Regions from separate parts of the Mus musculus genome. Here all the other regions are linked to region 1. Evidence: chromatin loops called from intact Hi-C (ENCODE). Cell type or tissue: heart. All regions are shown on one strand.

The links. Peaks named below come from ENCODE experiments on the same cell type or tissue, not always from the same donor. Only the 100,000 strongest peaks of a DNase experiment are listed, where the experiment ranks them.
Region 2: it touches region 1 in a loop (7-fold over the local background); 4 of 42 quality-filtered maps call a loop at or near these places.
Region 3: it touches region 1 in a loop (4-fold over the local background); 2 of 42 quality-filtered maps call a loop at or near these places.

What each region holds. Positions count from the first base shown.
Region 1 is chr16:22,437,140-22,445,139 of GRCm38, reverse strand. Etv5 (ets variant 5) reads left to right here and starts at 5,570. Exons shown (of 13, transcript NM_023794.2): 1 at 5,570-5,623. In heart, a CTCF peak has its summit at 4,718; DNase peaks (open chromatin) are centred at 119, 5,339, 6,169, 6,609 and 1 weaker place; H3K4me3 peaks cover 3,278 bases; H3K27ac peaks cover 3,719 bases.
Region 2 is chr16:22,262,764-22,270,763 of GRCm38, reverse strand. Tra2b (transformer 2 beta) reads left to right here and starts at 4,759. Exons shown (of 9, transcript NM_009186.5): 1 at 4,759-5,023. The coding sequence starts at 4,988. In heart, a CTCF peak has its summit at 4,747; DNase peaks (open chromatin) are centred at 4,743 and 5,383; H3K4me3 peaks cover 3,978 bases; H3K27ac peaks cover 3,132 bases.
Region 3 is chr16:22,803,081-22,811,080 of GRCm38, reverse strand. Crygs (crystallin, gamma S) reads left to right here. Exons shown (of 3, transcript NM_009967.2): 2 at 4,413-4,655; 3 at 5,490-5,878. The coding sequence ends at 5,762. Gm30416 (a long non-coding RNA gene) reads right to left here. Exons shown (of 4, transcript XR_875953.3): 3 at 7,037-7,207. Among named protein-coding and RNA genes, the nearest start is that of Crygs, 4.3 kb to the left of the region's middle. In heart, a CTCF peak has its summit at 3,444 (motif pointing right); no DNase peak of the experiment used is centred here; H3K27me3 peaks cover 1,062 bases.

The sequences.
Region 1 (8,000 bases):
CAAGGCCCAACTTCTGCTCATATGAAACTCACCACCAAGGGCATAAAAGGAAGCAAAAAGCAGACTCTAGTCAGTCAAAATAGAATCTGCCGAGTCCACACATCAAGTTCCTCTACAGAATCACTGGGGCAGGCACATCAGGCCTTGCTCTGAACCCACGGAGCCCTTCTCCACGCCCACTTCAAACTCGTTTGTTTTGAAGGTTTCCAAAAGGCTGGCAAAGGGCCGGGGGTTGCAAGCATGAGCTACCATGCCTGGCTTGGTTTGGGGTTTCTAGGCTGCCAGATCAGAGGAAAAAGACTAAGATGAACATAAGGCACCAAGGGACTGCAGACTTCCCGCTTTTAACTACAAGTTCTGGTTGTCAGAGGAGGTGGAGAAGAAGCAGCGAAACAGAGCAGACACAGGTTCCCTTCAAAGCCCCGTAGCCCGAGGGTCTCTCATGTGGGGCAGGCAATTCTACTGGGGGGAGAGGGGGAGGAAGGAGGGAAAAGGAGCTAGCGTGAGAGAAAGGGGGGAGGAAGGAGGGAGAAGGAGCAAGCTTGAGAGAGGGGGGGGTGGGGAGGGAGCTTGGCATGTGACTGGTTCCACAAGCAGTCATGTCTGTAGCTAGAGGTGGGGGATGGGCTCAAAAGAAACTCATGGAATTACTGATCTGCCAGAGCTGTTTCAGAGTGGGACCTGGTTATGAAAGGCAATGTGAAGCCATTTATGTTTTTATGTATGTATGTGTGTGGGTATGTATGTATGTATGTATTGGTAGAGGGGTGGGGCTTAAGGAAGACATCCTCCCCCTATCAGAAGTCTTAATTTCTCATGTTCCTTCAGATTTCCCTGAGAGCGATTGTTTGGTAACATCTAGACTGGAGTTTTAGCAGAGGACAGGAGGGAGACTATGTCAGGAAATAAAGCCAGGAGAGGGATATGGGCTCCTCCCAGCCTTCCAGTCATAGCATAGCATCAGGAACAGTGCATTCCAGCTGGCATGCTGCTTCACATGAGACATCACAGACATGCATGTGTGCGTGTTCCAGTGTGGGTACAATTGTGTGTGCATGTGTGTGTACACGTGTGTGTGCATGTGTAGAGACTAGAAGACATCACTGAATCTTAGTTTTCCAGCAGCAAATTGTGTTTTAGTGCTGCTTGTGAGAGGGGTTGGGGACACTGAGTGAGGCACTGCATGTGGAGTGTCTAAGACATGGAAGATGCTCAGGAAATACAATTTCTTTTTCTGATGTGGGTTTCATGAAGGTGTATCCTTGCTGGCCCAGGATAATGCCAACGAAGCCTAGGTGGGATTTCTGGAGCAAGTTTCCTGGGAACTACTCTTGTGAGAGCGGCACACGAAGAGTTGGAACCTCAGATGGGAACTAATGCAGGAGAGTGCCAGAGAGCAAGGCCTTGTTTAAGATCTACATTCCTACATTCAGCTCACGAGTCTCTCTCTTACTAGTTACATGCCCTTGAAAAAAAATTTCCCAACCTTTGTGCCTTACTTACCACATCTAGCAAACAGGAGCCTGATGGGATACAGATCATAGGGTTGATAGAAGGATCAAGCGAGTTAATTTAGGCAAAGTCTCCAAATAGAGTCTGGCTCTTCCAAAGCAGGCTTTTTGTGTTCAATCGTACAGCTTCTAACGGACTGGGCTGCCCAGCCTTGTGATTAAATAGCAGGCTCTGGGGAAACCCTGTGTGATACACTCTCTGTATTAGTTAATTTTGGAGTCACTGTGACCAGATTACCTCAACTGAAACAATTGAACGCAGGGAAGATTTATTTTGGCCTTTGGCTTAGTGAGTTCTGGTCTGGCTGAGCAGGAAGGGCAGCTCTGACCATGGCTGAGGAGGAACTTCTTACCGAGAAGTGGCAAGGATGCTCTGAAGCCAGGGTCTGCTCTGCAACCTTTAAAAGTCTGTCCCCCAGGACCCAATTCTACCACCTCCTAAACATTTTGCTGCCCTCAAAATAGAACCACTAGCTGAGACCCTTGTTAAGACACATGGCACTTGGACCATAACCCTCTCCCGCTCTGTGATATCTCCGTGCCTCAGTTTCTTCACCTATAGAGGTGATCGTTATGGTGCATGCGCAGAGGGTTACAGGCTGAAATAATGCTGTTTATGTGGAACTGAACAGAGGAAGTTTCTAGTAACGGTGGGACCTCACTATCCCCTGGCTGGAAGGAGCAACAGGACACCGATTTGTTTAAAGAGACACAGACGGTGGAATATTTTCTTTTTTTCTTTCAGGCCTCAGGGCACTTCTTCCTAAATCTTAGAAAATAAGACTGAATTCTTGACCTTTCCCTTGAAGAAAACATCTCTGTCCCATTTAGTGTTTGTCTTCACATCCTTGGTTATGTCCCCGCACCCCAGGGCCACACTTGCCATAGTGAAACAGGAGGCACAAGGCGATATAGGGACAACCGGAGCACGTCCATCAGTTTGGATACCAGCTTAAAGGTGGGTTGTGGGCCTTACACTCTAGCTTGCTTTGGCATTTTGTAGGGGCCATGTAGAAAGCAGACCTGTAAAAGGAGGCAAGCAGCCAGGCTTGGGGCCTCCTTTCCTCCCTTCCCCTCGCCCTCATTGCCTCCTCTAACTGACGCTGCAAACTGAACTTGGTGAAGAACAGGCGTCTAGTTTCTCATTGTGACCGAGTTTTGCTACTGCCCAAGGACAAAGGCTAGATTGACACAAGAAGAATGTCCCAGGGGGTGGGCCTCTTTTTGTTTCCTTTTCCAAAACTGTTTCTCTCCTGGAGGGGAAGGAATGATAATTAGAGCACTTGTTCTACAAATCCCCTATGTAAATATGTTCTTAGGAGCGGAGATCCAGCGCATTAGACTAGAAACTTCTCGTATTACCCTTAACTCTCCTATCTGGCAGAGATAACAAGAGAAAGACAGTGGGATGTGAATGGGGATAGAGAAGCAAGAGAGGAGTGGAAGCCATTTTGGCCTCTGGACTCTGTTCGGATGTCCTTGCTGGGTGGGACTCCTGTCGCACCTCAGTTTCTCATTTGTAGAATGGAGATATTAATAGTGATGAATGTCTTCTCACTGCCTCACTGTGGGGACATAGCTAGACTGTGGAGGGCTGTGTGACTACGGGCTGCCCAAGGCAACCCCTGGAGATCATTCATCTCTATGTTATTTATTTATTATTTATTTATTTATAGCCCAGCACAGGATCTGGCTGAATATCTGGTACATCCTAAATGTTTGCTGGATGACTAAGTTATTAGTTACCAATAGCTTTAATGAAGCATAATTCCCCACATATGATACTGTGGCTATCAACTTCTCTCTTTTCTGTGGTGCTGGGTCTATAACCCAGGACTTTGTGCCTTCTAGGCAAGTTCTCAATGATCTTCCCAAACTACCATAACTACCCAGGACTCCTGGGCACATGACTGCCTTCTCAACACCTAGGAGGAGGGGAAGAATAGACAACTAGCTGGAGGTGAGTTTGGGTTACATAGTGAGTTCCAGGCCAAACCGGCTGCGTATCAAGGTCCTGTCTCAAAGAGTAACAAATACATAAATCAAGTATGACACACAATACTTTCCCTCATTCCAGTTAGCCCCTGTTTATTGCTACACACTTTCAAATTTCTCTTCTCAAGGAGGAATGGAGAGCTTCGGTCTGAGGCAAAGGTCACAACAGCCACACTCCAGGCGTGGAGTGTAAGGAATGTGAAGGAACCACTGTGAAGAGGCCTGCACTGGAGCTGATACAGCAAGCCACAGAACTTTTAGAGGACTGGGATCTGAGACAATTAAGCAAAGGGGAGTAGGAAATTCTTGAAGAAATTTCAACCAGGCAGGAGGTTGGCCTGGGATGAGAACAGGGAGGGATGGCGGTGATGGGACCAAGCCGGTGAGAGAGGATCTGGAACTAGTGTGGGCCTTGCTGAATTGAAAGCCTTCAGGACGTCAGAAACAAGCTGGGAACACGGGTACAAGAGGACAAACTCTATAGCCACCAACTAGAATAGGAGCTAAGGGAAGCACTGTGCTCAGGCAGGAAATTAAATATCAAGGAACTGCTCGTTAAAAGTTCAAAGCACCTGCCCACACTTCAACTGGTGCCCTTCCCAGTCTCCGGCAAAACCGATAACTCAGCCCACTGAACCTGGGTGCAGGTCTCATCCCAGCATTCAAACTGGTCAAGGACTGTAATCAACACACCAAGTACCAGCTCTGATCCACAAGCTTAGGGGGGAAAGGCCGCGGACTAGAAATCCACACCACGTGTTTCACTGTGGGGCACTGGGCACCCTTAGGGTAACAACTTGGGACCCGCTTTGCTGAGGCTCAACTCTCCAAACGCTGACACCTTGCTGCCCGGTTAGTAGAGAACAGAACTCGTTCACAAGCACCCTAGCGTCCTTGGGAAAAGAAGAGAACGGCCATTGTCGGTGGCAGGAGCAGGACGAGGAGTTGGAAGGGGCAGAGGATTGTTTTATTTGTTTCCTGGAACACCCTGTTAAGAATCTCAACAACTGCAGTCAATGCCCGATCCTTTGGCAAGCAACACTGCTTCTCCCGGTTCCCAGCTGCACGGGATCTAATTCGCAAACACACCATCTTGCATTCAACACTTAAATGGAAAACAAGCAGCCCGGGAGAGAAGCAAGCGGTCTAACTGCACGCACGTTTCAAAGGGATTTGTGCTTCCAAGGCCCTCTACCGGCCCGGTGCGATCCACGAACCGGGTTTCTGGCTGTAGCCTCTTGCCTGTAGAGCTCAGAGGCAATTATTAGCCCGAGAAGACGCGATCGGGTCGGGCCTTAGGCTTTGGCAACATGGGTACATCACTAAGATCTGGAAAAGCTCAGGTTTTTAAAGGAAGGTAACTACTTTTTTTTCCCACTGGAAACCTGGTTTAAAAAAAAAATTAAGGCTTCTCTTCAAGGTAGCTAAGATTAGAGGGCTCGGTTTCCGTTTTTTGTGTTTCTATGGGCCGAACGCCCAGGCAGGGTCAGCGAGTTTCTGTGTGTGGAATGACGAATTCCTCTCGCCTGAGTTCTAAAATGATAACTTAGCTCGCTGCTGCAGCTGCGAACGCCTGGCGCCAAGCGGCCCCGCGCGGGGGTGGCGGGAGGAGCGGTGCAGGCCGAGGCCAGGGGGAACTTCGCGAGTGGCCCCTTTAAGAGCTTCACTGACTCAGCTAAGCTTCCCCCTCAGGTCGCGTTTTTTATGAATGAAAAACGTCCTTACATTCATTATATAAACAAGCCGGTGCTGATTGGTCAATGGCGCCCAGCGCATAAATTATGTAAAACAGACCTCTGAGGGCGTTGAGGGAGGCCGACCGTTAGCCAATGGGCGCCGCAGATGATGGGGCGGCCCAGCTGGATTTGCCTGAAGACAGGGTAAACAAGAGGTGATGGGCAGCCGCGGGGATGGCCGCCGACCAATGGGGACGTGTGTGCTCTGGGCTGCGGGCCAATGGCGGCGGGCGGAGCCGGCGGGGGCCGGGCCAGTGCTGCAGCGGGTTGCAGGGCGGCGCAGAGTCCGGAGGCCGGCGCGCAGAGCGGTCTTCATCCCCGATCGCTGCGGCCCAGCCCGCCACGGAGGCGCGCAGGCGGGCGCGCGGAGTGGCCGCTCAGGTGCGGACTGGTTCTGGGTCCTCAGTTGGGCGTGCTTGGGGTGACTCCCGGAGCTAGCCGCCCCCTCCCCCCGAGGCCCGGTTCGGTTCGGTTCCTGGGAGGCTTCGGGCGGGGGCGGCTAGCGGTTCCGGAGCGAGCGGAGAACGGGTTTCCGCACGCCGCGGAGGAGGCACCCGGGGTGCTGGAGCGGGTGCAGGGAGCGGGGTGCCCGGCTCAGGCTACAGAAGCGGGGTGCAAGAACGGGGTGCGGGGCGCGAAGTTGTGGGCCCCCGAGGGCCCTGGGAGGCTCGCGAGAAGAAACGCTCCGCGACTCTTAATATGGGGGGTGGGGGGAGGCGAGCAGCAGTTTCAGGGGTTCTGCTTCAGAACCCCGAGAGTTAAATGACACCGACATGTGCAGCCTGAGGGTGCAGGATCTGCCCGAACTTCTGCAGGCCTGGCAAGTTGGAGACTGGGCAGCGGGCCCGCAGCCCCCCACTCCCTCCTCTTAGGGCTGAGGGTATTGGGGCCGCCTGAGCCACGGCCTGGGGGAAGAGAGAACCGGTTCCGAGGCTGCCGAGAGTGTGCTGGAACCTCGTGAATGATTCGGGGTCTCCCCCGCAAAGGGGGTACTGATTAAGTAGGGGGTGATGAGGGGAGGCGGCATGTGTGATCAGGAGCAAATGAGGCTGCTGGTATCGGCCAGCGCTGCACCTCGTTTTCTGAATGTGGGTGACTTTATGAATGAAGCAGGTTTCTTTCTTGGGCTCTGAGCTCTGAGGCTTTTTTTTTTTTCTCCCTTTTTTTTTTTTTTTTTTGTGAATGAAGCATTGAGCTTTCTTCCTAAAACGCTGGGGTGAGGGGCCTGCGTCGGAGGCTAAGCGTGCGTTGGGAGTGGGGGCGGGGGCGCAGCTGAAGGAGTTTTCATGAATGGGAAGGCTGGGAATTGGGTGGAAGTGTGTCTTGTTTTGTGAATGGGGCCGGGCGCGAGGGATCCAGTTACAGCCTCTACCTGCGGTGGCGGCCGCGGCTCCATCTCCCATTCATAAAACCAGGCTCGCTGCGCGCCACGGGGAGGGGCCTCGATCCGGTCGCTGCGCCCAGTTAAAGTTTTCCTGGGGGCACCCTGGATTTGGGGGCTGGGGGGGGGGAGCGACTACGACGACACAAAGGAAGTGGTTTAAACTCCAGGATGAACCGAAGCCTTCCCTGCAGGCTTTTAAAAGATACTTTGAACACGACGTTTCCAGCTCTTGAACTCGAAGGGCTGCTTAGAAGATCCTTGCTGCTGCTTTTGGAATCTCTTAGGGAAGTTTCTTTTTACCGATTTTTTTCAAAGGATATTTTTTTGCGCATCATGAGCTTCTAAAAATATTTTATCCTCTGGTTTTCCTACACGTTGTTCTCTTAACCCACAACAGACATTTAAGAATTTCTGAGGCCACAACTTAGTCAAAATTTTTAAAAATACAGCACAGAATTCTTTCTTCTCCACAGTCTACTAAAGATTCTCAGATTTGGGTCCTGGTTGGTGACATTCAAGAGAGGCCTCATTCTGAACGATGTTTGCACTGTGTGGAAGGAAGGCAAGCTGGCAGAAGTGTTTTTCTAGGAAGTTGCGAACTCTCTTTCCTTTGACTTTGAAAATATCTGATTACTTGGGCCAAGTGCTGGCTGTGAAGGGTTTTCTTGTATCCTGCTCACTTATGAAAATTTGATATGGTGCTCACAGCGTGAAAAACAAGTCAGATGGAAATGGTTACTGTGAAAAGTGTTCCCTAGTTTGTGTACAACTTAAAAGAAAATGCTAGTTAGGCCTGTCTGTTATTCAGACCTGAGGTGAATAAATACTTGTTATGCCCCCATTATTTTGACCTGAGTTTTTATTTGGAAAATTAAGTGTTTAGGAAGGTAACACCTAAACTTGCTAGCTAATTCCTCCCACGCTAGAAAAGTGTCTCCCCTCTTGATTTAGTTCCAAGCCCAGCTCTTACCAGTGGTTGACTGATTTTGTTGAAGATTTGAGGTCATTGTAGAACAGGGAGTTTTCTTTTCATGGATATTTTTGCATTGAAAGATTTCAATGACGGTGTTTTGTTTTTCTGTTTCTTTTCCTTTTTTTTTGGCCTTTTGGTAGAAATGTTTAAATATGTGCAGTGGAACTGAATTTCCTTTATCTCTCATTTTTATAGATGTTTTATTTTAGAAATTGAGTAGATGGCAGCTAATCTTTGTAGGTTGCCATGGAGATGCTGTGTCATTTCAGGTATACACACCTGTTTGGACAGACGGTTTGGGTTTAAATAAAGAATTGTGTGTGTGTGTGTGAAGAAAGTATACTTTTGATCAGTTTGTTCCTGGAACTGTACTTAGTATTTTTACCATATACCTACAAAAT
Region 2 (8,000 bases), 170 kb after region 1:
CCCTCCACCCCTACTTGCTAAGGGACCCACGTGAATACCAAGCTGCACATTGAGGCCTTCTTAAGGGATGACCACACCCTTTGTGTGGCCCCTCCCCCTCGTAAAGTTCAGCTGGTTTCTGCCATTTACTAGACTCATTCTGATTCTGCAATTTTTCTCATGGAACTTACTATGTGGCTGGCTTTGAACTCATAGAAGCCTGCTTTTGCCTCCTGAATGCTGGGATTAGAGGCATGCACCATAGCGTCCAAGAGTTAATTTGTTTTGAGACAAGGTCTTGTATCCCAGGCTGGCCTGGAATTTGGTAAGTAGTTGAAAATGACTTTGAATTTCAGATCCTCCTGCCTCTACCTCCCGAGCATTGAAATTTTAGCCATGTTGTTATCATAAGTGAACTGTGGTTATAATATGAAACAGAACTTTAATATTCTCAAGGAAAAGATGTTTATAAATGAGAGGCGTCTCTTTTTACCCCTTATACTCCGCTTCTTTTCTTCATAAGCCTGTATTGCCAACATGTGACAAGCATGTATGTGTATTTATGCATTTACTGTCTGCTTCCTCCTTCTCTAGAGCGTTTGCTCCCGAGGGTACCATGTTTCCTCCTCCCAGAGTACCCTAGTGTCCAGCTGTACCAGCAAATATGAAGTTCACAGTACATCATTGTTGAAACAATGCATGTATAACAGATGGATAGTACCCAAGGGCTGGAAGGAATGAAGCACTGTACCAATCCAGGGATGCTGAAGTGGTAGCTAGGCCCCTTCACCAAAAAGAAAGGAAGGTAGATCCAGTGTTGGCATTCCTTCTAGGCTCCACCCCACAGTTACCTGGCAACAGCCAGGTGTGCCTGACTCTCTATAAAAGGAGCTGTTTGCCCCTCCTCTCTTACCCTCTTACTTACTCTTTTCCCTTTCTGTCCCTTCTCTTCCCATTCCCCTCCTCTCTTCTCTTCTCTTCTCTTCTCTTCTCTTCTCTTCTCTTCTCTTCTCTTCTCTTCTCTTCTCTTCTCTCTCTCTTTCTCCCTCCCTCCCTCTCTGCTTTTCTCTATCTCTATTCCCTCAACTCCGCTTCTTATGTCCTAAATAAACTCTATTCTATACTATACCCATCGTGTGTCTGTTACCTCAGAAGAAGGCGTGCCCCAGCAGAGGTAGCCCCTTCCACCTCACCATCCTGCACTTCTACCAAACATATTTATGATTCTTTCTTTCTTTTTTTATAAAACACAACACAAAGCAGAAGACAAATCAAGCTCTTGGTCTTCCTCTGAATCTCCAATGGATGTTCCCTGTTCCTGCCTACTTATCCTGGCAAGGGAAGGCAGTTTCCCTAACCATCTCATTCTGTAATATGTTACTATGCAATTGAGAGGCAAGTCTAGAGTTGGAAAAAGAGAAGCTAGTTATTGTAATGACACCTTGGTCAACACAAGACTTAGAATCACCATGAGTCAAGAGTCTGCAAGGCTATGAGAAGTTTTCTACATTGAGTTTAAAGGCCAACTCTTAATCCAAGTGTTTGGGCCCAGACTGCATAAAAATGAGAAAATGACCTAAGTATTCATCTCTTAGCTTCTGGGTAACAAGGAAATGTGACCAGGCCTCTTCAGTTGCTGCCACTATGACTTTCACACCATGGTGAATATACCTTTGAACCTGAGCCACCACACAGTTACCTTTCCTTCCTTATATTGTCTTTGCAAGGTATTTTGTCCCAGTAAGGATAAAATCCACAAAATAGTTGTTGTATACATATGCTCATTTATTTATTTTTGAATATTTGTCTGTGCATGAGTGTTTTGTCTGCTTGTTTTTATGTTCACATGTGCATACAGTATCTGTGGATTACAGAAGAGACCATTAATCTCCTGGAACTGGAGTTTTAGGCAGTTGCAAGCTGCCATGTGGGTGCTGGGAACTGAACCTGGGTCCTCTGGAAGAACAATGAGCCATCTCGCCAGTGCCCTCTAATACAATATCTTAAAAAAATCAACAACAAACCCATATTAAAAATATGGGATGATGACGGTTTATAGGGTTTATAGTCAGTGCTGCAGTTGCAGGATAGCCGGGCTAGTCTGATCAGTAAGCCCCAGAATCCAGGAGAGACCCTATCTCAAAAGAACACGTGGGCCTGGCACTGGTGGCAAATGCCTTTAATTCTAGCACGTGAGAGGGAGATCTCAGTCCAAGGCCAGCCTGAGCTACATAGTGAGTTCCATGGGAGGCAAAGGTACACAGAGAAACCTGGTCTTGAAAAAAACACCAAACAAAAACTAGGTGTTGGGGGATGATGAGATGGCGCAGTGGTTAAGAGCACTGACTGCTCTTCCAGAGGTCCTGAGTTCAAGTCCCAGCAACCACATGGTGGCTCACAGCCATCTGTAATGGGATCTGATTCATGTGTGCACTCTTTTGAACACACACACAACCTGAAAGAACAAATGTAAAACAATACCAACACCCCCATCAAATTTCCATGAAGAAAATTTGAAAAAATTTGGCAACTGTGAACAGTGAGGAACATTTCCATGACATTACCTCCAGGAAACTATTCTTCCACATCCACCTACCCACCCTGTGACAGGGTTTCTCTGTGTAGCCCTGAGCTGTCCTTGAACTCACTCTGTAGATCAGGCTGGCATTCAACTCAGAAACTGGCTTGCCCCTGCCTCCCAAATGGTGGGATTAAAGACGTGCACCACCACCTCTGGCTCTAATTTTGGACTCTTGATTCTCCTGCCCCTATTCCTCAAGTGCTGGGATTATAGGTGTGCCACCACACCCAACTCTAATGGGAAAACCATAGTAATAAGTGATCCAGAATATCTGCAGCTTAAAAATGCAAGGGTATAGCCGGGTGTGGTGGCGCACACCTTTAGTCCCAGCACTCAGGAGGCAGAGGCAGGCGGATTTCTGAGTTCGAGGCCAGCCTGGTCTACAAAGTGAGTTCTAGGACAGCCAGGGCTATACAGAGAAACCCTGTCTTGACAGCCCCCCCCCCCAAAAAAAAGCAAGGGTATGTAACTGAGGGACGGAGGTCACAGTACAGTTGTGGTGTGCTTGCCTGGAATGGTAAATCTGTGGGTTCGATCCATAGTACAGGAAGAAGAAAACTTAGACAGTAAATATTAGGGAGCTGATGTTGGCTAGTGCTGTTGGAACTAGTAGCTGGCACTAGTAATGTTGGCCAGATGTGGAGCTGCTGCCCAGGGCTGTCTGGTCTTGTTGAGGCTTGACACCATCTGGTGGACATGAGCTCACGTTGAAATGATGACGTGGTTGGTGACTGTGTAAAGCTGGGCTGGCCAGATTAACTACAGTTCTTTCATTAATTAGCTTTTGTTTTATTCATTGAAACTGCGAGTGTTGGATCATCCTGTAGCTCAGAATATTCACGGAAGCTATGTGACTGTCGCTGGGCAGTAGTGCATGCCTTTAATCTCAGCACTTGGGAGGCAGAGGCAGGTTGATTTCTGAGTTCAAGGTCAGCCTGGTCTACAGAGTGAGTTCCAGGACAGCCAGGGCTACACAGAGAAATCCTATCTCGAAAAACCAAAAAAAAAAAAAAAAAAAAAAAAACCAAACCAAACCAAACAAGAAGACTGTCAAAATGGTATTCATCTCAAGAACTCATTTGGCATGGTTTTCTATAGATATCTTCAGTGTTCTTTCATGCTATCCTTAGAGGCTAGAGGGCAGGCGGCTTCTCCCAAACAGAAATCCATTACTACAGGCCCGTTTCTCTTGAATTATTTTCTGTTTTGTGTCACTTTTTGAAGGGGGCCCGCTCATGTAGCCCAGGTTGGCCTTAAACAGCTAACTGTCCTTGGGCTCACCTCTCATGCTGCGATTACAAGGATTACAAGTGTGCACCACCCTGCCTGGCTTTCCTTTCTCCATTTCTTTCTTTCCTTTCCATTTCCCCAGGTGGGAGTCAGGGTGGGGAATGAGACCAGGTTTCTCTGTGTAATCCTGACTGTCCTGGAACTCGCTTTGTATATTCGGCTTACCTGGAACTCACAGAGATCCGCCTTAAAGGCGTGTATTACCACACCAGGCCATAGGATTGATAGTTCATAACTATAATCCCAGGATTTGGGAGGCTGACCCAGAAGGGTTAATACATTCCTAACATCAGCCTAGGCTATATAACATACACGGTGGGTTCAAGGTCAACCCAGGCAACACAATGAGGCTTTGTCTCAAACCTCAATTTGTTTGTTTGCTTTGAGCTAGGGTTTCTCCGTGTAGACCAAGCTGTCCCCAAACTCAGGGATCTGCTTGTCTCTGCCTCTTTAGTGCTGGGATTAAAGGCATGCACCATTAATGCCCGGTTTAAATTGCGAGAGTTTTAAATGGAGGTTTTATTTAGGAAGGAAAGCTCTAGAATTAAGTCTAAATAAACGGGAGGTGAGAATCCAGTGTGTGGCTGTGTTCTCTCCTAGATCATGAGAGAACAAAAGGAGAGGAAACTAGTGAGACAGAACAAAGGCATGGAGGAATGTACAACCATCTCTTCTCTTCTTCCACCCAGGACGGTTCTCTAGAAGGTTCCAGAAACGAGTGTGGCAAGGCTACGGACATCACGGTGTCCCGAGGAGACCACAACAGACGCCCAAAGGCAGGCGCACACTTTCCCGCCACGCTGTGGCCGGGTACTAGGGGAGGGGAGGGGCAGGGCGGTAAGGTAGACGTCACGTCCGGTTTGGGAAGCGCCCCTGCAGGAGAAAGCGGTTGGAAGGCGCGTCGAAGTGGGAGGGGCCAGGAAAGCGCGCCTTCGGGGGAGTGGGTGGGACCAGGTTAAAGAGCGTGGCGTCACATCCGGCAGTGTTAGACCGGTGCGGAGGTGGTGCGGAGCGTGTCGGCTTCGAGCTCCTCGCAAAAGTGTGGCGTCGCGCTAGGCTGCGGCGGAGCCTCTGTAAGGAAGGCGGGAGCTTGACAGCTTCAGGAAAGGCCCGTAGCGGTGACAGCGACCCGGAGTCATGAGCGACAGCGGCGAGCAGAACTACGGCGAGCGGGTAAGCGCGGAGTTGCGCGGGCGGCCGCGGTCCCCACCCTGCTACTTCTTCTAGGCCTCTCGGCCCGGTGCAGCCGGGTGTCGGGAGCCTGACGTGCGGAGGGAGCCGGGGCGCCGGAGGGCCTGGTGGCCGGCGCTTCTCGTCGGAGGGAGGCCGCGGGCGGGCTGTGTGCCTCGCACCCGCCACGACCGTTTTTTTTTTTTTTCCTTTCCCCCCGTTACGGGGCGGGGGGAGGCTAAAGATGGCCGCGGCGTCCGTCGGCGTTGGGGGATGGGAACGGTATCTTCTTTCGCCGTTGCTCTCCTGCGAAGCCGCGCCGCAGCCATCTTGGGCTCGCGGGCCGGGCGCGCTGCCAGAGGCACAAAATGGCGGAGCCGCCGCTCCCTGCAGCCAGGCTTTGCCGCCTCGCCACCCGGGGTCCAAGGGTGAAGCGGAGAAAAGCCACGTGTGGCCGGGAGCCTATGGGGACTGACTGATGCTTTTCGGTTGATGGAGGGCCTCCTGGTCCCGGTAAGGGACAGCTAGCTGTAGGGGGCTCTTGGAGCATCTGGAGACGGAAACGGCTGAGGGGGATTGGGGGCCCCGTTAGTTGGAGGGCTTTGTGCTACAGCGTTTCTCCCATTGTTGAGAGCTTACTGGAATAGAACGCAAGGTCGTTAGGCGTTGTTGTATAGAGCCTCCCTACCCCTGGGGGGACTTGGGAAGGAGAAACCATTGGCGACAATTGATGGCGCTATTAAACTCTGAAGTCGACGGGATTTTATTTTTAAGCTTCCACCTCCCAGAGGGTGAAAATCGGTAGAGGTTGATTAGATTGTATACAATGGGCCTGGACTAGACCCAGCCCCAAAGCTGAACAAATGAGGCGCATGTGGCGTGGCTGTAGAGTTTAGATTAAAAACTGTCACGTGAAGATGCGGAAGTCCAGGGCTCAGTGAACAGGTAATTGCAGTTTGGAAACGGCTTACAAGCATCATAAGAATGGCTGTTTTGCCCTTCCTGTACTAACGTTTTTATTTTCGCAAAAAGTTCACAGGAACACTTAACCACTAGTTCACAGTTTATTTTTTTGGTTAGTAAACTCTAAAAGGCCTTTGACGGTTTGGTAGAGAGCATTCTTGGACTTCCATGGTGAACTTGAACCCAAAAAGAGTAATTTGAACGGATGTAATCTTTTATATACGGAGATGAGTCCCTAAGACAATTTAAAGTTCAGTGTCAACCAGTGCGTGCCTTTTACCTAAGGAAAGAAAGCGATGGGGGAGTGGGACAGAATGTTGTTTTTCTGATAATGGAGAATGGGACCTAGTCTCAGTGATGGGCAAGCCCCTACTACTAAACTACATCCCAACTTGTAAGTTCGTATTGTTTGAGCTCCTAATTTCACCCACATGTACCTTACGATGTTGAGCCTGCCTTCCGAAGTTGAAGTTAGTCTGTTTAGAATTAAAAGCAAATAGTTTTTTGTTGTTGCTTTGGGACTAAATAGGTATGCATCATCATACCTGTGGAAATTTTTCCTAGTATTAGCTGTGGGTCACATTACTCAAGGGAGAAAAAAAGCAATTGAATGAAAGTGGGTACCATTTTGAAAGAGCTGAGAAATTGTTACTCCTGTTAGAGGTTTGGTTTTTTTGTTTTTAGTAAGATGCACCTTCTGGTGATTTTCAATATTTGAGGTAGAGTTACTCTATGTCCCTGTCTTGGAACTTAGCTCTGTAGACCAGGCTAGTCTCAACCCCAGGCGTTTGCCTGCCTCTGCCTCCCTAATGCTGTGGTTTAAGGTGTGAATCAACACATCCTGCTGACCTGACTACTTAATTGGAAATAATTGGGGGGAAAAAGTACTAAAAATCGACTTTCTGATTTATTTCTAAACTTGAAAGTTGTGTAATACTTAAACTCAAATTTTTTGTTTTTAGAGACTTTGTTGTAGCTCTGCCTGTATTGTATTTACCTCAAATATTGAGGTAAACTCAAATTATGTATACCAGGCTGGCTGGCTTCAAACTCATGAGATTCTCCTGCCTCTGGTTTCTGAGTACTGAGGTTAAAAACTCCTGGAGGTGTGTGCACGATCCCCTTTTTGGGCCATGTGTACAATTTTGAGCTACCTGATGTGGTGGGTAGTGGGGCACAAACCCTGCTCTTCCTAAAGTCAGTAAGTACTCTTAACTGCTGGGCCAATTCTCCAGCCCTGTTTTTAATTTAATTTTTTGCTTTTCAATTGAAATCTTGGGATGAGTGGAAAACTGAAACATTTAGCTGAACTTTTTTCAAGAAGGCTTGCCAAAACAAAAGTTCAGAGATGAGGTTTAAAAATACTTCAGGGTAAGCTGGGCAGAGTGTTGCAGGTTTGTAAATCCTAGCTGCTTATCCTGGATAGGATTCAGAGTTCAAGATATCTGGGTAAATTATTTAGTAAGACTGAACATTTTCCTCCAAAGGAATAAGGGGTAGTTTAAGGACTGGTTGTGTAACTCAGATTGCTTGCCTGCCATGTAGCCTCCTTATACACAAACATAGCAAGACCAGATCTGATGATTATCAGATTCACCCTCCCTTTTATTATAAGTGTAAAAGTCATGTTCAAAGTAATTGCCTTAGATATGCCTGGTATAACCACCTATCTCTGGAACCTGAAAATGAGTTTCATTGACTTCTAGACCCTTGGAGTTGATAATGTACATGGTATAAATTGTTAAGCTCCCTGGAATCTCAGTAGTGACTACCTCTCTTCCTGTGGACACTGCCACACTTCTGGATTCCCTCAAACCCTTTAGGCTTTCAAGGTTGTTTCCTAAACAGACTGATTGTGTGAAATAGTGTTTAGTTTGGTCACAAAATTTATTGGATGGATGTTAGCTCCGTTGCAGTATGTTCTCATTCTTTGCTATCTGTAGTATTTATTGAGTTGAGTGGTTTTTTTCTGACTTATTTTAAAGTTGGTGTAATTAAAATCTCTTCTAGTAATTTT
Region 3 (8,000 bases), 370 kb before region 1:
ACATGGCAAAGACTACAGTAGAAAACATCAGTAGTCAGCATTCTTTTCTCGGTAATTTAGCCTCACATGCTACTGTTCCAAAAGGCCAGCGGAGAGGCCAGGCCAGTGAACTAAATCTTACAGCACTTCTGCATTCAAGTGGTTCTTGTTTCTAGGCAGAATCTTCACCAACGTTTGACCCAACTGCTTGTCGGAAGGTGATTGCTCAGGGGGTTTGCTTCTGTAGTAGTCAATAACTCTGGAGGGCCGAGGCACTGTGCAGTGCCTGATCCCCCCACTGGGCCCCGCCAACTCTTTGCTTTTAGATTTACTAATCTTGGAAGACTTAAGAGAAATATGCAGTGAATCCAATTGTTAACATTTGGTGAATCTCCATTGTACCATTTGAAAAGTAGCTGACTTCATTGCATTGATGACAGATATTTAAATACGTATCTCCTAAAGACAAAGTTCCCCCCCCCCTTGAATAAACAGATCCCCGACATCCAGATCATACTTCGCCTCTCCAGTTGACCCCAGAAGTGTGGGTGATAGAGCACGTACGGTCACATGGTGTGGGTGATAGAGCACGTACGGTCACATGGTGTGGGTGATAGAGCATGTACGGTCACATGGTACATGCAGTTAGTTGATTATTTGTCTTTGCTCCGGGTCTTTCCCTCTCCTGAGCCTGTACCACAGAGTCTTCAGCTTTTGTTGTTCCTGAGACATGGACACTTTACAAAGCTCAGGCCAGGTGGGTTGAAGAAACCCCATCTAGATTCATCTTACGGTTTCCTCATCTTTAGACTGTGGCTAGCAAGAAGTTATGCAGGTGATACTGTATGCTTTCCAGTGCATGGGGTTAGGAGGTGGCTGTTAACCTAAGGTTCTGTGCCTGAGCACTTTTTCCTCAGTTGACAGATACAGCACACATCCAGACAGACAGATGTCCAGTGCTGTAATATACATCACTTGGTCCTACTGAAAAGTCTGAAGAGCCTTGAGGGAAGGCTGATGCATAGACATCATGTAAATAAATACCCGTTCTTTCTCTCTACCCTTCTGTTCTCACCATCTTGTCACTGGATTGATCAGCGGCACCATGGGCTCAGCAAGAACAACAGGTTTTGTTAGGCATATTTTCATTAACCACTGAGATAATCGAGATATTTTTCTTTCTGCTTGGGTTGGTAGGCTATTTTTCAAAACTAAATGTGACAGGGATTTTATAGTGATTTCTAGGAAAACCAGCATTTGATGTTGATTTTTTTTCTCTTCCAAATTTTATGTGAAAAGACCACAATCTCTCCATTGGCTATAGAATGGATGGATATAGACTGGATGGCTTCCACATTTCTTTTATAAGTAGGAATTGTGCATAGATGGAGCAGCCTTCATCCGCTGAACAGAGAGTTTGGGCTGGAGCCCAGAAACGACTCCATTAAGAACAAATGCACACTTGGTTTGACATGGAATGGCTGGCTAGCCTGGGAAGGTATCCAACATGGTGGCCCTGTGCATATTTCATGTCCCGGACATTGGTATAAGGCAAATGTGCAGATGAGGCATAAATGTTGGGAATCAATGAACTAAAACACATCCCATATTTTCTTTAGCTCTCACAAAATCATTTTTGGCTCAAAAGTCAATTCAGCATAGAGATGAAGTCCTGTAGAACCTGTCCGTTCTTGGAGAAGTTACTGGATTTTCTTGAAGATCCCTTCATCAGTCACAATACAAAGGCTCATGAGTGCAGGGCCAGTCCCACCAAGTGTTCAGAGAGCAAATGCTGCCTTGTTAAGTCACATCATGTGGGTGGGAAGATGGAAGAAAGAGAAAATGGCCCACATAAACTCGACACTCTACAGGCTATAGCTATCCTTGAATAGGTAGTGGCCTTTGGAAATTATCTCTGTCCGTAACAATGAGAACAGCTTGCTCTTTAAAGTATTAATCCTTGGCTGCCTAAATATGACCTGCACAAGGACAACATTAACAGACATGCTAAGGTGAAAGGAGGAGAGCTCAGGGGACCTCAGCCCTAACCAAAGAATTACAGGCAACTAAGGAATTCGGAGAGCAGAAGAAACAGGCTGCCCCAGAGAAGAGCACGCCAGTTGGTTACCCAGTACCAAACAGCCCTGAAAACACTTAACATACAGACTAAACCAGATGTATTTTAAATGGTTTTTCAAATGTGTTTCACAGTTTTGCACATGGGTAAAATGTACTTTGGTCACATTCATCTCCCATTCTCCCATTCCTCTTCCACGCCCAGCAAGCCTCTTTCCTGTATCCCGCTTCCTAGCTTTGTGTAGGGTGTGCTAAGGTGTGTGTGTGTGTGTGTGTGTGTGTGTGTCTGTCTGTCTGTCTGTCTGTCTGTGTGTGTGTGTGCCCCATTGCATGTCATTAGGGTTTCTTGCCTGAGCATGGCTGTGAGTTATTTACTTGAGCAAGACAGCTTGGAGGGGTGGTTCTCAACCTGTGGTGATCACAGATACCATGTATATCAACTATTTGCATTCCGATTCATAACAGTAGCACAGTTACAGTTACAAAGTTAGCAACAAGATGATTTAAAGGATGAAGGTCACCACAACATGAGGAACTGTATCAAATCTTCAGAGCATTAGGAATGATGAGAACCAATGTCTTCTCCACCCAGAAATATGACTCTCCCTTTCCCAGGATCCATTTAATTGCCTGTAGCTCCTCCAGCTGGGTAAGCCCCTTCTTCATTGGCAATTTTGAGTCAAGTATTATACTTGACTACTATTTTACCCTCAGGCCACCCTCTGTAGAAAGGCACTGTTACTTTGTTTTGCAGATTTGGAAGGCTCGATGCTCTGTTCAAAGTCACATAGCTAGTAAGCGGTGCTGGAATTTTTTCCCTCTCATCTGTAAACAGGTATCATATACCTCTAACTCACCTGTGCTAAACTGAGCGAGGGAGCAGAAAAACAAAATTGAAGAGAGGAAATGAAATGAGTGTGTGTGTGTGTGTGTGTGTGGTTTTGTTTGGTTTTTTTAGGGAACAGGAAATAGAGGTGAGAGAATCGGGACAGGAAGGGAACCGGAAGGATTAAGGCAGAATGAAACAACTCTGGGTGTGCCACCTGCTGAAGAGTCACCCAGGACTGAAGAAAGGATCGTGTGCCCTTTGGGAATCTGTGCATTCTCTCCATCTAATGAGTCACCACCCCCTGGGCTCCTTGAGAGTGCTCTCCCATTGCAGCTCCCTGCGTTATCCTCTTGCTCTTGGCGTTTACAGGCACGAGGGAACCCCAGACGCTCACTATTCCCTAGTTCCTATGGTAGGCTGTGTGCCTCACGTATTTTATGCATCTTTATCGTCTTGTGCTCTTTGCTTCTGGAAAGCTACTTACCCTGCTAAGCTCACCAAAAAAATCGAGGACTACCTGCCTCTGCACCTTTACGACGACGCTTTTCTGCCAAGCCGATAAATCAAATCAGCCACAAGGTGGCAGCATAACGCCAAGAAATTAACACTTCTCCCTTTCCTAATAATTAGTATTTTTCTGATTGAGGCATTACTGATCAACGGGGGGGGGGGGGGACCTATTTTTTTTTTTATTTCACAGTGATATTCAGAAACGATTTATGAACCCCCAGTGTTCCTATCAGGTGTCCCCGATTTCAACTAGAAAGCATTCTGAGCTCTGGTTTGAATTACTATACATTTACAGTGAGTGTATTTGGGTCATGCTTTTGGACCAGTGGGAAACCGACGTCCCCAGGAATGCCTTACTGGATATCCTGGATCCCCAGGATAGCCGGGCTGATTCAGCAGGAGTAGTTCAAGAGCACGGGCTTATGTCTGGCTCTCCGTGGCAACTTGTTCCCAGTGCCACAAGACACTCCAGGTCCTGTGGTAGAAACTGGTAAGACTTCGAAGCAAAGAATACTTTTGCCTCAATCTCTCCGAATTGCAGTCATGATGTGTTTTCGTCTGTACCTGTGCCCATTCATGACGTGGTCATCTTCACGGCGCATTTGTTGAGGCGTTGTTGGCTGTTTCTGGGTCCAGGTGATCTGTAGTCTTTACCCTTGGGTCCAAGTCTTTACCCTTGGGAGAATCTAAGAGGAGTCTGGTGGGCGGGCGGGTCCGGCGCATAAGCAGACATTTATAATATACTGTGGTAAGTAGAGGGCTATGGGAACTTTAAATATGCCACTTGGTCCAAAACTACTGGCTTCTATCAGGACATTCTTTTATTCTGTTCCATTTTAAGAAAGTTCTTGTCCCATTTGTTGATAAGATTGCCAGAAGCCAAATGTGAGGTAAAGTAGAACTGTGTGCTTTTCTTCACAGTAGAAGGAAAGCCAATCTAATTCGACAGTGTGCTTGTCGCTTTTATCTGTGTGCAAAGCCGCCCAGCTCCTCAGCTCACTCAGTGCTCTGTGTGCAGATTAGTTTCTACGAAGACCGAAATTTTCAAGGCCGCCGCTATGACTGCGACTGCGACTGCGCAGACTTCCGCTCGTACCTAAGTCGCTGCAACTCCATTAGAGTAGAGGGAGGCACCTGGGCTGTGTATGAAAGGCCCAACTTCTCCGGGCACATGTACATCTTACCCCAGGGCGAGTACCCTGAATACCAGCGTTGGATGGGCCTTAATGACCGCCTGGGCTCTTGCCGAGCTGTTCATCTGGTGAGTCTGGAAGCTTGCTATGTGGCCACGACCCCGCATCTTTCCTTCCTTTCGTTTTTTTGTTTTGGTTGTTGTTGTTGTTTGTTTGTTTTCTTGTTTTGTTTTTTCGAGACAGGGTTTCTCTGTGTAGCACTGGCTGTCCTAGAACTCACTTTGTAGATCAGGCTGGCCTTGAACTCAGAAATCCGCCTGCCTCTGCCTCCCAAGTGCTGGAATTAAAGGCGTGTGCTACCACGCCTGGCTAAGATTTTGTTTTTATGAGTGTGTGTGTGTGTGTGTGTGTGTGTGTGTGTGTGTGTGTGTGTGTTCGCACACATTTGCATGCAGGTACCCTCAGAGGCTGGGGAAGGGTGTTGGCTCCTCTAGAGCTGGAGTTAACAGGCAGATTAGATATGGGCTGCTGGATGGAGCTTTTGGGAACTGAACTCGGTCTGTTGGTAGAGCTGCATGTACTTAACTGTTGAGCTATCTCTCCATCCACTCCCGTCTCCCCACAGCCCTTTCCTAAGTCTTCCTACCTCTTCTTCGTTGAATGAAATAAGAATCTTAGTTTACTTCATCAGTAGACTAAATGGCATTACTTCTCAGCCTCGTGGCTGAGATCAAGTAGAGAGTAAATACTAGTTGTTCAAGGACTCTCTCTCCCTCATAGATGTTTATCGCAATTGTGCTAGTCCACCCTTTTGGTATTTCATGGTGGCAACCAGAGTTCTGATGACCCTCCCTTAAGGATGAGAGGCTGTGCACCAAGCTGTCCCCGAGTTCCTGACATGCTAATGATTTCTGTAACAATGGCTGTTCATTTCTTTTTGTTGGTCTTGTTGTTGCTTTCAGTCTAGCGGAGGCCAGGCTAAGATTCAGGTCTTTGAAAAGGGCGACTTCAACGGTCAGATGTACGAAACCACGGAAGACTGTCCTTCTATCATGGAGCAGTTTCACCTGCGAGAGATTCATTCCTGTAAGGTGGTAGAAGGCACCTGGATTTTCTATGAGCTACCCAACTACCGTGGCAGACAGTATCTTCTGGATAAGAAGGAGTACCGGAAGCCCGTCGATTGGGGTGCGGCATCCCCCGCTATCCAGTCGTTCCGCCGCATTGTGGAGTGATGGCCTGGAGTGGGACCATAGAGTTCTCCCTGAGGGCTGAACTTGAGGGCTGAACTCTGCTGTCTGGCTTGTGGTCCAAATAGACAACGTAAATAAAAGCATTGGAATGCATCCCATCGTTGACTATTGTGCCTCTTCTTAATTGCTTTTAGGGACCAGCAATTGGGCTCCCTCCACAGTGGGCATTTACACGGAGCAGTTCATCTTTCAGATAAGAAAGTGCATTCAAGTAAGACTGCATAGAAGGTTAGGAAATCTCACTTCCACATAGAGGCTCTTTCTGTTTGTGTTTTGCATTAACTCAACAACACCAAAAATCGGAGCTGCCCTTTACGGAGCGCACCTATACTAATGATCTGTTTCTTCTCACCCCACCCTTTAAGAATAGTAGTCTGTCTACACGTTACAATTAAGAAAACTGAGACGTAAGAAAACATTTTTAAAATGGATCGCATCCACCATGTGGCCAATAGCAGTAGAGCTTTGTTGAAGACATTTCGGTTTCAGAAGCCACTGTTTAATTTCCAGCTCATTCATTCAGCTCAGTAGCTGGAGGTCTGAGTGCAGTGTGAGTGAGGGAAGGACCCCAACCAATGTAAAATGTGGGGGTGTAGGCTCCCACTTCAGCTTCTCTCCAGAAAGAGGATCCTTATGGACAACAAGCAATAAAACCAGGCCTGTTACTTGTGAGTAGCCAAGCCACGGCCTAATGTCCCTCAATTAAGATCCAGATGTTGTGGGTTTGCAGTAAAAGAACTCACTGCGGTATTTGAAAGGAAGTTGGACAGTCTTGAGGCTCACTGAGTCCTGGTGCAGACACAGCATCCATCCCTAGAGTGCTAGAGGGTATTTGAGATTTCAGGGAGATGCTCAAATTACCTGCCTTTTAAAGAGATGACAAAGCTCATGTCTTCTAGGGTCTTTCCCCCAAATGACACATTAAATGCCAATGCATACTACATATCTATAATCTTCTCATGTAGCCAGTAGGACTTTGAGAAATGTAAGGCAGATGCACACTGAGGGGAAAGGATGGGACACTGCACACAGCTGCTGAGGGCCCCAGCCCCGTAGTTGACTGGACTGTCAGTTCTGGACCTTGCCGCTCTGCCAAGAAGCTAACTCACCTCATCTCCCATATAAGAGCCCCACACCAACTGCTCACCACTGAACACATTGGGCCAGAAAGGACACTGAAAACATTGGCCAATACCCAATGTTACTGACATGGTTTTTAGAAGAGCTGTCTCTGGCAATGACCTCAGAGATCTTACCAGTCACATTCCACTGGGGAAACTGAGGCTGTGGTAGCACACTTATTGACGGCCTCCTCATCCATAGCAACCATTGCTTTGTTCCTTGGGCATTCATCACAATGTGTTCCGAGCCATCAGAAAACGCTGACAGCAATCCAGGAGAGCGCTGTCGGGACGGCTACACACAGTCTGAGGGAGGCAAACATAAAACAACAGATTTGTCAGTTAATGCCCTGATTCAGAGAGGCGGTCATTGCTCTTCAAGCCACAGGTGCACTTCTTAACTCTGCTTAAAAGGGATTTTACAGGCATTTGATACTAAAGGCCAAAAAGCCAATTCTATCCTCTATTCATAAACCTCAGTCCTTCTGGGTAGGGCTCTTTCTCGCTGCTGTCAGAGTCAAGGGCTGCCATCAACCTCACTCCGACAGCGAAGTGATTATCCTGAATTTACTCCACCTACCTTTAATTGTTTTCTCTGAAACAGCATCTCAGGAAAGCAAAGGCAGAGCTATCCTAAAACCTTGTTAGCTTTCTTCTATCTCAAGCATTCTTCTGAGATAAGACTGAGTACTTCCCAAATATGGAGTCTACTTCCTCAACATGTAATGTCAAGGGGAGAACCGCCAGATTAAATACAGAAACAGTATTAATAAAGACCAAATACTGGGATATAAATATAAATGTGACCTAAGTGCCGTATGGGGCATGCTAGAAATGATCAGTGTCTGATACTGTGACATCACCCTTATTTGCATTTGCTATATTCGACCGTCCTGTTACAAGAGTAAGGCAAATCATAACGAACTACGTGAGGCTAAAAGCACATGGGACACTGTAGGCTTCAGAAATGGGGGTACGGGCCCCACAAAGGAAATTTACATGTGCTGTTTTAAGAAAGAATTGTAAGCGTGTATGTCTCCCACGGACGGACCTGTGGACCCCTAGTTTCAAATGTTGGCTGTCAGAGAGAATTGAATAC